Linked DNA regions of Mus musculus: region 2 is linked to region 1. The links are chromatin loops, found by intact Hi-C in ENCODE. Cell type or tissue: heart. All regions are shown on one strand.

Region 1 (8,000 bases):
CACTGAGCCATCTCTCCAGCCCCCTCCTTGAGTTCTTCTATTGTACTTACTATCATGGTGAGTTTTGGTCAGATGATCAGAATCCAAAGCATGATAATATTCATAAATTGAGCGGCCCAAAAGTTCTTCCGGCTCATAACCCATCAACTCAGTAATTCTGTTACAAAACAAAACATTATTCCTCACTTAATAAATTTAAAATTCACCCTTAACAATTCTATATTTAGTATAATAGCCAGACTTTCTGTGTCATTTAGATTCATCCTTGATTCTTATCCTTTCAACTCAAAATAATGACCTATCTTTAAAAAATATTTTATTATACATACTGTTACTATTAACGCAGGATATTATTAAATATTGATAATGCTAAATGAAATGACAAAAGTTCCAAAGACAGTCACAAATACAGTTTAAATTGCTAGCAGTATTTTTCATAGAGCTAAATTGTTTACCTTACAATTTTTAGGCCCATTGGCAAGGCCTCACTTTAAAAGCTCCACTATCATTAAGCCAAGGATATTCATACTAAGTAGAAAGTAAAGGAATAACCTTTGTCATTTTTTAGAGGATAAATATTTTTACTTGGCTTTAATATTAATTTTATGAGAATTTATTTCAGATGAAAGAACAGCATCTAATCGAGTATGGGCTGGAATCTAATTCCATAGCCTGTCTGGTCCCTGGCAGTTCCTTTAGGGAGGGCACTCAAGCTGATTCTGCATGAGCCTGCAGGAAGCCATGAAGACACACTTTATGAGGAAGGCAAAGCTGTGCTTGATATACTACGCCAACTGCAACTGTTTTCCTCTAAAGCCTTTCTGGGAACAAACATGAAGCAAGGGTGAGACTGCTAGGCTTAGAATTCAAGGGACTTTTTTTTTCTTTTTTAAACTGAGGTGCTGGTAAAAGATACTTACATCTTTTATCCAAAATATAAGCAAAACAGAAAACACCTAATCAGAGAATAGGCATAAGCAAGGTATGCTCATACAGTTTGTTAAATAATATAGTTTGTTTTGTCCCAGTTTAAGATCTGCTATTTACTCTAAAACCAACAAAACAGATTTTTTAAAACATAAACTAGCACTTCTTCACAAAGGGACCAAGACACATTAACATAGACGGCAGCACTACAAATGAAAAGAAACTGCTTTAAAAATATTTGTTTTCCCCTCTATTCAAGAATGGTAATAGGGGCAGAATCTAGGGACTCAAAAATACTAAAGAAAATCCCTCCCTACCCCCTCCCCCTTGTGCTGGTACTGAGTGATGGATCCTAGGGTCTTCTGCATGCTAGACTTTCTGGTTCAATTTTTTCTCTTTCTTTCTAGGAACTTCTTGCATCCATAACCCCTCAGAATGAAGATATGGAAAAAACTGCCTAATTATGAAAATCTTACATGACATTTCTAATATCTAGGGCCAGCAGGTAAAGGCACCTGCTACCAAACCTGACTAGTACAGGCAAGTGGAGAGAAAGAATTCAAGAGATGCAGGCAAGAGGATCAGATAAATGAAGATTTTGTATACTGAGACTCAGGACGTTTTGACTCAACCACATATCAACCAGTATTTCTCAAACTGAGGAATGTTGACTATTAAAGGACATTGAGAAATCAAGATAGAAATACCAGACAGTTTCCTGGCAGACTGATTTCATGTATGTTGGGGGAAGCAAGAGGAAACAGACTAAAGTTTAGAGAACTACATAGAAAGTCAGTACCAAAAGAGGGTAAGAGACCCAGAAAATGAGTTGTTTCCATGCTGAGTACTGATCCCCAGGCCTTGCACACTCTGTGAGCACTGTACCAGTCGCTTCTCCAATTCTTACAAAGGTTGTTCTTATTAGATTAGAAAACTTGTGTTCTAAAGCAACTATATAGTATGGCATTTGTCCACATCTTAAGGGGAAGAATCATCATTTCTATGAACACAGTAAATACTCAAAATATATGTGCCAAATGATTATATCTTACATTACTAAGTACAATAAACAGCTATTTGCGGATAGTCTTGATATTAGAAGTTTAGACATCAGCTCTTGGTATAGACAGGTGGATGGATCTCTGTGAGCTGGAGGCCATCTTGGTCTACAGGGTAAGTTTCAGAACACCCAGGGCTGTGTAGACTCTGTCTTAAAAAACCAAAAACTAACCAAATAAACAAACAGGAAAGTGATACCATAAAAGGACTGATGTGCTCATCGTTATCTAGGTGCCAGTGTCAGAATTTCAGTTGGCTACAGAACATCTGCCTCTAATAACAGGCTATACTGCTTGCAGAAAAAAGGACCAGTAAGACAGCAGCAGAATAAACACTGACAGAAGCATGTGCAAGGGATGTTGCCTAAGATGCTCTTAGGCATCCTTTTACAGTGTGTGCAAAGGCACAAGACATTAAAAAAGAACATGAAACTCTTTGTAATGAGTGGCTGGAACCATATCCAGATCGGTGATTCTCCCAACTCCTGATTAATTTGGTGAACTGAGAAGGGACTAGACTGTAAATACCTTTCCTTGACATTTTAATACATTTAGATTTAACTGCACAAGTCTGTTTTACTTTCAGCTTTTAAAATATATACCTATTTTAAATTTTATTTATTTGAGACAGACAGGCAGGCATTCATATGTAGTTTTAGGTCAGCTTTGTCTCAATTCCCAAGTGTTAAGATCACTGACATACAACACCACACCCAGAATGTACAGCTATCTTTTGACAAATAAATCTTCCCACTTACAGTACTACAAGAAGCAACTGATGTATTTCTAAGAGAAGGGCACAATCTGATCCTCACCTTGGGAAGCCCCCTTTGGATACAGTGGACGTACAAGTAAAAAGGTACAAATCCGTTGGTAGAAATGCAGCTTAGGAGTTTATGGTAACAATTCAGGCCAAAGGGAATGAAATAAAGAATTTAATGACAGGAGCACAAGGTAGATAGAACGATGGGAGAGACAGTGCATTTATTTTATTTTATATTTTGGTTTTTCGAGACAGGGTTTCTCTGTGTAGCCCTGAATGTCCTGGAACTCACTTTGTAGACCATACCGGCCTCGAACTCAGAAATCCACCTGCCTCTGCCTCCCGAGTGCTGAGATTAAAGGCGTGCGCCACCACGCCCAGCTGACAGTACATTTATAATATTTACTACAAACTACTACTAAGTGTAGTATGTAGTAAAGTTACAGTCAGGTTTCAACAGTGCTGTGTCAACAACATTAGGGATCACAAGAGGTGCAGTAACTTAGGCTGTCTGGGAGCAGTAGAGTAGTTTAGTAACAGGAGTATTTATTTCATTATTAAGAAAATGGTGTAGGCAGAAACATCAAGTTGACAATTACACACAAGTAGTAACAGATTAGGGAAATGGTGACAGGAACCAAGGGTGGAGTTGATGATGCTCAAGAAGAACATGTGGGTTACAGACCAAAACTGTTGCCTACTCTACATAAACTATTTATCTTTAAAACTTACTTTCTGAATTTAAGCAAAATTCCCTCAAACAAAAGAACTTCATGACTTTTGTGTTCACTGCTTGCAGTACCACAGCAAGAAGTCAGTGCCTTTTGCATGTAGGACAAGTGATCCACCTCTGACTTGGAAATTACCCTCCTCCTGTCTCAGTCTCCTCATAGCTAAGATTACAGGAGGATGCCACTAGATGTAGTCAAGAATTTCATCTTAATAGATTTTGTATAATAGCTAAATACAGTATTTATAGTATAAAAGCTAATCTTACATTTTTGGGTTCTAGGATGCATCTTCATATTTAGCTTCATGGACATATCAATTAAGTTTTTATTATAGTGATATGAAAAGGCTACAAAAAATCTAAATTTTAAAAATATAAAATAGTTCATTTACCTTTCATCACAGTAAGAAAATTTCATATCGAGGCTGTGTCGACTGAGAAATGTCTTGCTATCTAAAGGAATTTCAATATTTGACGGATGAGGAATGGGTTCACAAATCAGCACCAAGCACGTCATGGGTGGTTTCTTGTACCCACACTGAGGTTGGTTACTGTTGGTATCATAGACATGAATATGGCCCGTGCAGTGAAGCACCTGAATATGAGTAAGAAAATAAAGTTACCTTTTTAAAATAGAAAGAGGTAAGGGGAGCTGGAAAGATGGCATAGCAGTTAAGACATTATGAGATAATGAGGTATTCTAAAACAAAACAAAACAAAACAAAACAACCCCACAACATTGTGAAGGTAGGGTGCTAGAGATGAGACAGTGGTTAAGCTTACTGACTGCTTTTCCCAGAGGACCTAGATCTGATTCCTAGCACTCACAAGGCAGCTTACAACCATTTGTAACCCTATTTCCAGAGGATCTGACACCTTCTCATTTCTTCAGGCACCAGGCATGCATGCCCTGATATACATGGAGGCAAAACATTCATGCACATAAAATAGAAACTAGGGATCACTTATAATCCAGAATATGGATCAAATGCCTTCTTTTGGCCTCTGTAAACACATGGTATGCTTACATGCAACCAACTAAAACACTAAAACACACACGTGCACACACACACACACACACACACACAATGAAAAATATTTAAGTCTTGTATTAAGTCTAGACTATCTTTCCTTCTTCACTAATCTGGTCATTATAGTTGATTTTGCTCTGGTGACTATGGTTCAACACTGAACAAAAAAAGGAAACTGAGATAGAAAATTATACTTATATTAGGATTTAAATACTAGTTGGCAAAGCCAACTGATAAGTTAGCTTAGTATAGAAATATTGTGGGCTGGAGAGATGGCTCAGTGGGTAAGAGCACCGACTGCTCTTCCAAAGGTCGTTGAGTTCAATTTCCAGCAACCACATGGTGGCTCACAACCACCCGTAATGAGATCTGACGCCCTCTACTGGTGCATTTGGAGACAGCTACAGTGTACTCACATATAAATAAATAAATAAATGTATGTATATATTTTTTTAAAAAAAAGAAATATCGTATTTCCAATAATTTGTGTTTATATATCTCAAACTGTCAGATTATTATACTGTCTTTAATGGAGATTACATATACTGAATATAAATGCAAATATGCAAAAGGGAATAATTATACTTTTCCCTCGTAAGTCTATTTTGAAATTGATTTTTATTTTATGTGGGTAAGTGCTCTATCTGCATGTATGTGTGTGCACTGTGTGTGTACCTGGTGCCTGATGAGGTCAGGAGAGGATACTGGATGATTTCCTGGAACTGGAGTTACAGGTGACAGTGAACTGACACATGGGTGCTGAGCACCAAAGCCAGGTACTTGGCAAGCAAGTGCTCTTAATTACTAAGCACTTTCTCCATTCCCCTCATAACTCTAAGCAAAACTCTTTTGTTTGTTTTGTTTTCTGAGGTAAGGCTTGTGTTCCCCTGGCTGGCCTGGAACTTGCTGTGAGGACAAGGCTGCCTTCAAATCTGTAGCAGATGATCTTCTGCTTCCCAAGTGCTAGGGTCAGCTGACTTTCAGCACTCCTAGTGAAAGCTCTTGATACTAGCATGTATGTGTATAGGTTTATTTATCTATAATCAAGTGCACGCTCAGCTTGCGTACCTTCCACGTTGCTGACTTGATGTTCATCGTCCTCCCCCGGCTTGTTAGGGTGCACTTCATTCTGAGAAAAAAGCTCCGCTGTGTGTTTAGTTCTTTCCCTTTTCTCACTGGGCCTAACGAAAGCAAGAAACCGAGTTTTAAGTCACAGCTAAACATAGAAATTTGTTAGGATGAGAGCATCAAAGCAAGGCTCTCAGCATTAACACAACCATGATTTGCTCCCTCTTCACCTACTCCAGCATGTCAGTAGGTCTGACAGCTCCATCCAGGGAGAGTGTGTGTAAGACGGCAGTGACTCCCTGGACTGTGGGAGGAGAGTCCACACTTCACAGGATTAATTATTCATCTGTGCTGGTGAGTTTGGTCCAAGTAAAGAAAATAAGAAAATGGTGTAAGTGTACCCTATAAATGTCTGTCAGTATACAAGTATGTCCCCTTCAAAAGAACTTGTGTAAATACTTCATGTCTTTTACCAACTGTGATAACTCAATTTTGAATAAGCAGCAACGTGTTTACAGAACTTTAAAAATGCCAACTTACCTTTTGTAAGTAAATAGCATCTGAGTATGAAAGCCAGACAGAATGTTCTATCAGAAGTTACAGAAATCAGCCATGATGGTACATACCAATACTCTCAGCACTAGGGAGGCTGAAGGAGGAGGATGGAGATGGCCGACCTGAGCTACATATGAGACCTGTTTACAATTTAAAGTCACAGGAATAGGGACTGGGAATGTAGCTCAATGGACGAGGACTCCCTTAGTACATACATGTAGGCCTGGCTTTGACACCCAGAACAACAACAAAAAAGCCACAGAAATAAAGCAGAGGAAAATCAATTCACGTCTAATTTAATCTTAATGTCAAACCTCATAACTAAAAAATTAGATTACATTTAGATGACTCTGAAACAACATCTTGATTTCCTTTTTTATTGCTTAGTCTGGTTCAAAACAAATGTTTTACTTATTTGAAATGCTCAGAGAAAGTGGATTAGATAGATATAGAACTTCTTTTTTGAGGCAATGACATTTTCTAAAATGGCTGAGTGTAATGGTACATGCCTCTAATCCCAGCATTTGGGAGGCAGAGGTAGGTAGCCCTCTATGAGTTCAAGAACAACTTGGTCTACTTGGAGTCCTAAGCCAGCCAGGGTTACATAGTGAAACCCTGTCTCAAAACAAACAAACATACAATAAAACAAGACAATTTTAAAAAATAAAATTAGAGGTATGATGGTGGTTAGGCCATTTCTATGAATATCTAAAAAAATCATGGACATTTATCAAATGGATACATTTTAAGGTATATAAAATGGAAGTATTAGGGAAAAAACAAACAAACACAAAATATCCATTATTTAGAACCGAGTGTGTATACTTAGAGTGATGCAGAGATCAATAATTAGATGCAATGCTATTAAGCATGTAATACATAATACAGTAGGGTCAATAGCAATACAATGCAAAGTAGTCAAGACTTAATAAGACTGCTTTCAAAGAACAGAGACTAGGTCCTGACAGAGGGAATTAAGAAAGAGAGACCAGTATACTCTGTTTATAAATTACTATTTTAAAAAAATTAACTGTTAAGTCTCTGTAATTCAACAAGTACTTCACAGAACTCTCTTGCAACTTTTTAAAAAAATTTACTTTTATTTTATGTGCAGAATTTTGCTTGCATGTCTATGGGAGTGTGTCAGATCTTGGAGTAACAGACCATTGTGAGCTGCCATGAGGATGTGAATTTGAAGTGGGGTCCCCCCTCCCGAAGAACAGTCAGTGGCCCTAACCACTGAGCCATCTCTTCAGCCCTTCTCTTACTTCTCTTTTTGAGACAGGGTCTCACTCTGTAGCCTTACCTGGCTTGAAACTAGTTACATAAACCAGGCTGGCCTGGAAATCAAGAGATCTGCCTATATCTGCCTCCTAAGTGCTAGGATTAAAGGTGTGTACAACCACATGTGGTCCAACACAACATCATCCTTCCAATTACAGTCTCAAGTTATTGAAAACATCCTTAGAAGTTAAAGCATCTTTGTGCTCTTAAAATCTTGGCCACCCCCCAATCCTGCTTCTTTAGGACATTAAAAAAGCCTGAACCCAAACTGTCACTGTGTATTCAGTCATCATCGAAAATCTTATTACCTGTCATTTGTATTATAACTTCTTGCCTTAATACTGCATTTCTACTTATAATTGTCTTGGTCTTTTAATTATCTTTCCTTTTTTTCTACTCGTGTATGTAATTACTTATTAATTCATGTAACTACTTATTAATTCAATGAGTTTTAAAAACTTGTGAGTTTTCTAAAATGTAGAATAACAGCTTTAACAAAGAACAGTATTAACATTAAATGTGAAATAACATTCTCTCTTAAATCAGTACATTACCAAAAAAATAAAATTAGAAACAATATCTGA
Region 2 (8,000 bases), 50 kb before region 1:
GCATTTTGTCAAACCACGACTACACTGAGAAACCCGTGAGACTGTAAAGGCCTGACCTTTCTCACCTTTGCTGAGGAAAGCTGCCACAGATGGGTCCTTCTCTGTCATCTGCCATGCCCTCTGGTACATGGGACACAACTGATTTGGATCTCCACCCTAGCTAAGAGCATCATTTGGTGTTAAGAGAGGCCTATAGCTAATTCCCAAACCCTTGAGGAAGCTGTCTTTGATGAGTGCCTTACTTATTTAACCATAATCTTCCAGTAAGCTCCCAGCATTTACGATAGTGGGAGTATGCTTTTGTTTCTTGCAACTGAAAGGAGCCTGCTTGAATGTCTCTTAAAAATTCAGACCTGTAATACACAGCACAGTAGAATGAATAATTCAGACATTTAAAAATATCACATAAAAGGGATTATACAACCTCAAGTCTGGGCTTTGACATTTATATTAACACAGAGAATAAGAAAAATGTGCAATGAAAATTACTACATAGTCGCTCAAAAGATAAATGAAAATGTGAATAGTTTTAACACCCACAGAGTTCTTTCTAAGCCATTTAAAAAGTAAGCCTTCTTCAAACTGTAATTTAATTCAAGAATGAAGGGTAAGGAAGGCATTAGTAACTACAGTTATTTTCCAAAGCTAACCTGAGAAAAATAAAAGTAACTTTCAGTGCAAAGTTTGTTTTTAAGGTATTTTCTCAAGACATAGGTAGACACGTAAGTAGACAGATAAACAGACAGAGGTACCAGTCTTTCACTATACCCAAGGTAGTCTGAGAAGATGGTATTCATTATACCTAATTAAAATTGACACAAGGTAATGAGGGTTCCCTTCAGCTGTGGAGTGAACCACAGGTTAGCCTGATCAACTCAGGGAGCTGGGCAAACACAAACTTTCGGTTACTATGACAACACTGTTTGCTACTCACCATCCCTTTGTCTGTGAAATGACACCATGGTCTTTTATAAGCGCTTTGTGAAAAATAGATTACGACTCAGGTACATAGCGTTTCAGCTGTACAATGCTAATCCACTCAGCTACATATTACTAACCAAGCTCTGGTGTTGCAGCCCAGCAGCTCTGGCCCATGTTCACACTGTAATGTCCAACCCATTATCGGACAGAGCTGAAGTCAGACACAGGAAACAACTGCTTTTTAGTAGCTAACAGGATAACGATGTCAAGTATTATCCAAGCCAACATCAGTATTTTGGTCTTAACATATTACATACCTAAGATATACATTTTCAATCATATCAGACTTGGAAATTACCTCTTCAAGCCAGCCTTTGAGCCTTAATAATTAACTATATGTCAGGCTGCATTAGCCTCACAACACAGAGGCCGTGTGTTGGCAGCTTTCAAGCACAGCTAAAGCCATCTCCACTTAAAACTCCAGGGGTGTGAAATTAAAACAGCAGCACACACGTGACTAGAGACATCTTTTCTGTGATTTACAAAAGTTCTGTGTCAAAGACACGTTTCAGAATCTACATGACTGCTCCTATGGGCCTATTAGACAGTACATAAGCATTAAACAGTGTATTAATTAATCTTATGTGTAGACAAGGACACACACACAGGTACCTATGCATTCATATACAGTAGACCAATGGGAACTTTAAAGCAAATACTACAGAGGGTAAGGAGTGAGGCCCGGCGGTGCATTATCTATAATCCCAGCAGTGGGGAGGCCGAGCAAGGCAGTACTCGCATGGAGAGTTCAAGGCCAGCCTAGCATACACAGGCAGACCCTGTCCAAATCAATGAGGAAGTAAGGGTACATCGTAAGCACGAAGGCAGCCGTAACTTACTAAGGTATCAGTCAAGTTATTGGCCATGAAAATTTCACACACTAGAAGATAAAACAAGGGGGCAAAATTTTTATTGCACTTAACCATAACACACAAAATATTCAACAAAAACCCCAGCCAAATCCGTTGCTAGGTGACAGGTATGAATCATTTATATATAAATGCATTAGTACAGCACAAAAACTTTCAGGAAAGAGTACTAACTCACAAATATGTAATTCTTTCTATTACATTCTGAAGGCAATAGAAACTCTATCTCCACTCATACAGACCCCTAACAAGTCTAACAAGTTTAACACATTTACAATCTATTCTGTAACAAACTACAATGTAATTTGTTAAAATTGCAATATTAACAAAAATGTTAAAATTAATCTTCAGAGTAAACCTTTACTCAACTCTTGGCCTATGGCATGCTCTTCCATCTCACAGAAATGAGCTTGTTCTCAGATCCAGTCTTCACTGGCTACTTCCTGCTTAGAACACATGACACCTTTCTTCTGTTGGAAAGCTCAAAATTTAAAACTCCACCAGCCTCCCGGTTCAGCATTTTCTCTTCCTCTTGGGCGCAGTGAACTCTGTGGATACAAGGTTAAGAACTCCATGGATTAAAATACTGACATCTAAATGAAAGGTTTATATAATAATACACATTTTACCTGCATATATTTAAAACAGACTAACCCAACCAATAATGTCCCACAGCCAAGACCCAAGAAGGAAACAGGTAGATAAATAATGCGCACTCACACACGCACGCACACACACACACACCACGCACACACAGACATTAAAATGCATAATATATATTAAAATGTAAAGATACATATATAATAAAAGCTACAACATGGTTCAGGTTGGGCTAGAACTTGCTATGTGACCCAGTTAGTCCTCACACTTGTAATCCTCCTGTTTCAGCTTCCTGAACGCTAGGATTAAAGGTTTGTTTATTGAGACTTGATCTCAGAGTATAGCGCCCAGGCCGTCCTCAAAGTGGACCTCCTCCAAGTGCTAAAGTTATAGGTGTGTGCCACCACGCCCAGTGACCCAAGTATCTCAATACTTAAGAAAAATTAGACGGAAATGATTGCTAACTTACAATTTAAGAGAAAAAATAAATCATTGCTGACACACATGCGGAATTTCCTCAAATGAAACTGCAGTTGAGAGCCTCTGACCTCCAAAGAGACGACAGGACTCCAGTCTTACTGAGATGCCGATGAGAGGAGACCTCACTCACCCTGAACCCTCCTTCACAATTACTCCGCTTGAATTCCATATGCCTGCCTTCCATACAACTAGCACGACCCCAGGGCAGCAACACTGAACTGTCTAGGCTCGTGCAAAGAGAAAGTGAAGAGTCTGATTCCACGACAGTGAAACCTAGAAACACAACACACACGCAAGTATTCTGATCCTTCTGGCTCTCACAGCTAAATGCAGTAACTATCACACAAATAACCATCATTAAATACAATACACAGAAACACAACCTTAGGAAGACATGATAGAGAAATAGTCCTCATCAATGAAAAGTAGAAAGGAAATGGGGAGAGGGGCGTCAGAAGAAAAAGAAAACAGATTCCTAGAAGAAGAGCATCCAGGACGGAGAGCACAGCCGGGCAGAGGCCTGCAAGCAGCTTCTCGGGCAGGCGGGCGGGCGGTCACACCAGCAGAATTCCTGGCAGGCGTCCACATCCGGATACTGCATCACTGCTTGCAGGCTGTGGAGTGAGTCCATGGTTACCAGGACAACACTGACAAGCTCCAACAGGCCAAAGACGAGGGTCGGAAGAATGAGTCCTGTCCTAGGGAGGAAATAGCCTAAGTCGATGCAGGAGCTAAAAAGATGCACGGGTACCTGCTTTTCTGACGCCACCCATGTCCTCCTCCTCCTCCTCTGTAATAATAGGCATACTCAGGTGTAACGACTTCTCTTCCTTACGTTCATTCGGAGCGTTACCTAGGAATATTTAGACATAGTGAGAAATGACTGTATACAGAAACAAGGAATGCTGATCTTAGATGTTTTAACACTGAAATTATAGCAACGTAATTATGCATTCTAGACTAGAAATCCTTTAAATGTTTATTTTCTAATTAGCTTACCAAGGCTCCACATGACTATCTCAGCCTTAAATGATCCCTCTCTCCATCTGTCTAATCTTTTAAGTTTTAAGATACATGTGTCCCTGGGCGTAGCTGCATACACCTATAACCTCAGCACTCAGAGGACAGCCTGGGCTACCATGAGATCCAGCCTCAATTAATTAATTAATCAATTAATTAATTAAAATAAAATGCAGGCAGGCAGACAATCAGACGGACCAACCACAGCACTCAAGAAGCGGAAGCAAGAAGATTACAAGTCTAAGATCTAACTGGGCCACAAAGCAAGTTCCAGGTTAACCTGAAATATGTTTTGAAACCCTGTACCTACAAAAACAACAACAAAACCCTCCTCTGCTTTGAAAACTATTCTTTTATTGGGCAAAATAGAGAGAATGAGAAGATACAAAAGTTAGGAGAGATGCCTTATTTGATTGTTACTACATAAAACAGGGCGTCTAGAGGGACTTAATCATGTGGGTTATTTCAACTTTATAACTGAAAGTTGAACAGATTTCCATTTTATTATTTTGAATACAAACACCTTTTCTTTAGCTATACAAGACACAAGCTCACATCCTTCTTTAGTACTATCTGCCCGTGAATTTCCATTTTCAAAAACGCTGGAGTTGGGCTGGGATGTAGCTAAGTCAGTAGCGCTAACCTTAACATGCTCAGGTTCTGTGTTCAATACCCAGCACCTATAGTCCCCAGCACTAGTGAGATGGAGGCAGGAGGACTGGAAGTTCAAGGACAGACAGACATTACAGGAATTGAATCTAGTCAGGCAGATTGAGCAAACATCCCCCCACATTAAATCTACAACCTGCCACCCAGACTTGCCCAGCATTTACCCAGCATCCTCCTCCTGTATGCCGAAATGCCCTTCATGCTTGTCTCCTCCCATCAGTCTCTGTGCTCATTTGCATGTCAGGTGCCCTCTAGTGCCTACAGGCGAGGCTGTTATTCACCACTCCTGACTGGGAGACACCAAAGCAGCCCACTGTAGTCTGTTACTCCTACCTACCACGTTGTCCCTGGGTTTCAAGGAAAACTCTAGCCATGTCACTTTCTTGCTCAGTATTTCATATACTTCCCCTCTGCCTACTGAATGAAACCTAGGCTACTGATTCTACACTTGAAGTTTAGCAGTGATACAATCCTCAACATGTTTTTTCAAAATGACTAAAAGTTAACATTGTTTACATGTGAACTAGCATGGGCCTCACTCTATACATCCCAAACACTGCCCTTTTCAAGTCCTATGCTGGGTGTCTGCCATCATGTGGATGCTGGGAATTGAACCTGAGTCTTACAGAAGAGCCAGTAATGCTAAACACTGAGACACCTCTCCAGCCCCACTAGTGTTTTTGTTTTTTGTTTTTGTTTTTTTAAATAAGTACAAAGTACTCTTAGACTCACCCACACATATCCATCATGTAGATATGCAGTGGGCTGATGTCACTTGTATTGTAACGCTAAATATGGGCCACTAAGGCCTGATTGCCCCCAGAGATCAGAGAGTCTGCAAGTAGACCCAAATGCTATGTGACCCTCCCCAAAAGTTATTCCTGACTGGTGAGTAATGATGCCCACAGCCTATAGCTAGGCAGAATTGAGATGGGTGGGGCTTGGGGTGCCCAGGTCAAAGAACCATGAGGAGAGGGAAAGATGGAGAGAGGAGACGCCATGGGATAAGAATCTTAAACTGATGGCCATGAGGGCTGGCTAATTGGGTCATCTCAATGGGTTTATTTCCAAAAAATATGTAAAGGCAATTTGGAAAAAGAAGAAAGGGTAGTCTTAAATGATGTTAATACAATTTCACATCCATAGTCAAAAAAACCACCTCCACCTGCATATATAACAAAATGATTCAAATGTGTCATAGACATCAAAGTAATGTTTAAAGTTACAAAACGTGTAGGAGAAAACATTGAAAACCTGTTTTCAAATAAGATTTTTTACATATAATACAAAAAGCATAAATCATAAAATAAAAAACGGTAGATTGCACTTCTTCAAAATTACAATTCTTTTTTTTTTTTTTTCCAAGACAGGGTTTCTCTGTGTAGCCCTGGCTGTCCTGGAACTCACCCTGTAGACCAGGGTGGCTTCGGACTCAAGAAATCCACCTGCCTCTGCCTCCCAAGTGCTGGGATTAAAGGCGTGCGCCACCACAATTCTTAAGGCAATGTGGTAATGTGTGTATGCAGTACCAGCACTTGGGAGGTGGAGGCAGGGGGTTCAGGGGTTTTAAGGCATCTGTATCTACAGACAGCCAAGGTAAGCTTGGGCTACAGGAGTCCCTGTCTTCTCAAAAACAAAACAAATCATGACAAGAAAAGTTCAATTCTCCCTTTTTTCCCCCTTGAGACAGAGTCTAACTATGTAACACTGTTTGGCCCGGAACTCATAGTAACCTTTGTACCTCTGATTCCTTAGCACTGTAAGGATTAATGGCATGCACTGTCATGACCACTAAAACACTTATCTTTGTAAGGAGAGAGAGAGAGAGAGAGCACGAGCATGAGAGAGCGAGAGAGAGAGAGAGAGAGAGCATGAGCATGAGAGAGCGAGAGCGAGAGAGAGAAAGAAATTGAGCTACATCCTGGAAAAAAATGCAAAATAAAATCCTGATTACTGATAAAGGTCTCTATCTGGGCAGCATCTGTATCTCGCTATTCAATGGTGAGTACCCACTCAACTGATCGGGGGAGCATGGACTGCTCTTCCAGTGTCCAGTCAGTTCCCAGGCCCCACAGAAAGGCTCACAACCATCCTTAGCTCCAGGAACCTGATGCCCTCTTCCAGCCTTCGCAGGCACTGCACACATATGGAACAGATGAAGGCAAAATACCTATACACATAACATAAAAGAAATTCTAAGTTTTTTGTTAAAAAAATGTGGGGTGAGGGACTCATAAGCACACACCTCTATAGTCATTAAGGAAAGTCAACTGGGAACAAACTGACCCTGTATTATACCCTGAGTGGTTATGAGAAGAAACAAACACTGTAATAGCCAAAGCTGCTGACTCTGGAACCAAGTAGAGACTGGCCATTTCTGGAGAGGACTGAATTGGTAGTGTTGTGTAACAGTTCCCTGTGAGATGGAAACTTCCTATCCTGCAGGGAAGCTCTAAAAGTAGGGAAGTACACAGCCCCAAAACAGCTTCAGGAAGCCCCTGAAACAGACCAGATTCACTAGGCCCTTTCCTGCCGGAGTAAGGAATACAAGCTGAGAGTCTCTCTCAGAGGAAGGGAAGCCAAGCTTCAAAGAAGACTCTCCGACAAACTGAGCTACCAAGACTCAGACTAGACCAGCTACCTGGAAGAAGCAGAAACCAGCTGGGCTGTCTAGGAGAGGTTTAGACCAGTATCACCTGAAAAGGACACTCTCCAACCTGTTGAGCTGATCGCAGGCTGTACAGTTGTTCTAGGCTCCCAACTCCGTGAGCTGTCACCCATGCTGAGGTGAGCTTCGGTGATGTAGCTGTCTTTGAGTCATTTTTGTTCCTATAAATAACCCTGACAAAACTCACTGGCTTACCAAGTTGGACTTTGGTATCCATACTTTGTTTGGTCTGTCACTGGACCCCTGTCATCTTTGGTAAGTAGATGTGTTGTCACACAACATATAGTCACACTGAAAAAGTGGCAGTTTTGTATTTACCCAGGATGTGGGATTTCTGGATCACATGACTTAGGTTTATAGGAAAGTTTTACATAAAAACTATAATGGCTTTTTTCACAACTGCAGAAAATGCCAACAGCCTAAATATCTTTTGGCTAGTGACTGGGTAAACAGTTGACATTAGACAGGAAAATGCTAAGGGCAGTGGAGGAACTAGCTGACTCTCAAATATGCCTGTTTCTAAAAGCAGAATAAAAAGTTTGTCTATTTCTCTGAAGCAGAGAGAGAGAAAAAAAGAGAAGTCAGCCAGACAGAGTCAAGGCGGTCAGGGTCTGTTGGCAGATTCCCAGCCTGCTGAGGCATGGAACGGTAAGAGGAGGTGCACCTGAGGCTCAGGGCGAAGGCCTAAGAATCTACTGACCTTGGTGGAAGGA

What was found. Peaks named below come from ENCODE experiments on the same cell type or tissue, not always from the same donor. Only the 100,000 strongest peaks of a DNase experiment are listed, where the experiment ranks them.
Region 2: a loop joins it to region 1, with 1.9 times the contacts of the local background. A loop is called at or near these places in 5 of 42 quality-filtered maps.

The regions. Positions count from the first base shown.
Region 1 is chr12:73,928,347-73,936,346 of GRCm38, reverse strand. It overlaps Hif1a (hypoxia inducible factor 1, alpha subunit), which reads right to left. Exons shown (of 15, transcript NM_010431.2): 5 at 5,578-5,690; 6 at 3,871-4,073; 7 at 51-157. It overlaps Gm15283 (a long non-coding RNA gene), which reads left to right. Exons shown (of 2, transcript XR_381691.3): 2 at 1,335-1,623. Among named protein-coding and RNA genes, the nearest start is that of Gm15283, 20 kb to the left of the region's middle. In heart, a CTCF peak has its summit at 4,901 (motif pointing left); no DNase peak of the experiment used is centred here.
Region 2 is chr12:73,978,261-73,986,260 of GRCm38, reverse strand. It overlaps Snapc1 (small nuclear RNA activating complex, polypeptide 1), which reads right to left. Exons shown (of 10, transcript NM_178392.5): 9 at 3,682-3,783; 10 at 1-2,398. The coding sequence ends at 2,364. Among named protein-coding and RNA genes, the nearest start is that of Syt16, 16 kb to the left of the region's middle. In heart, no CTCF peak of the experiment used is centred here; a DNase peak (open chromatin) is centred at 3,520.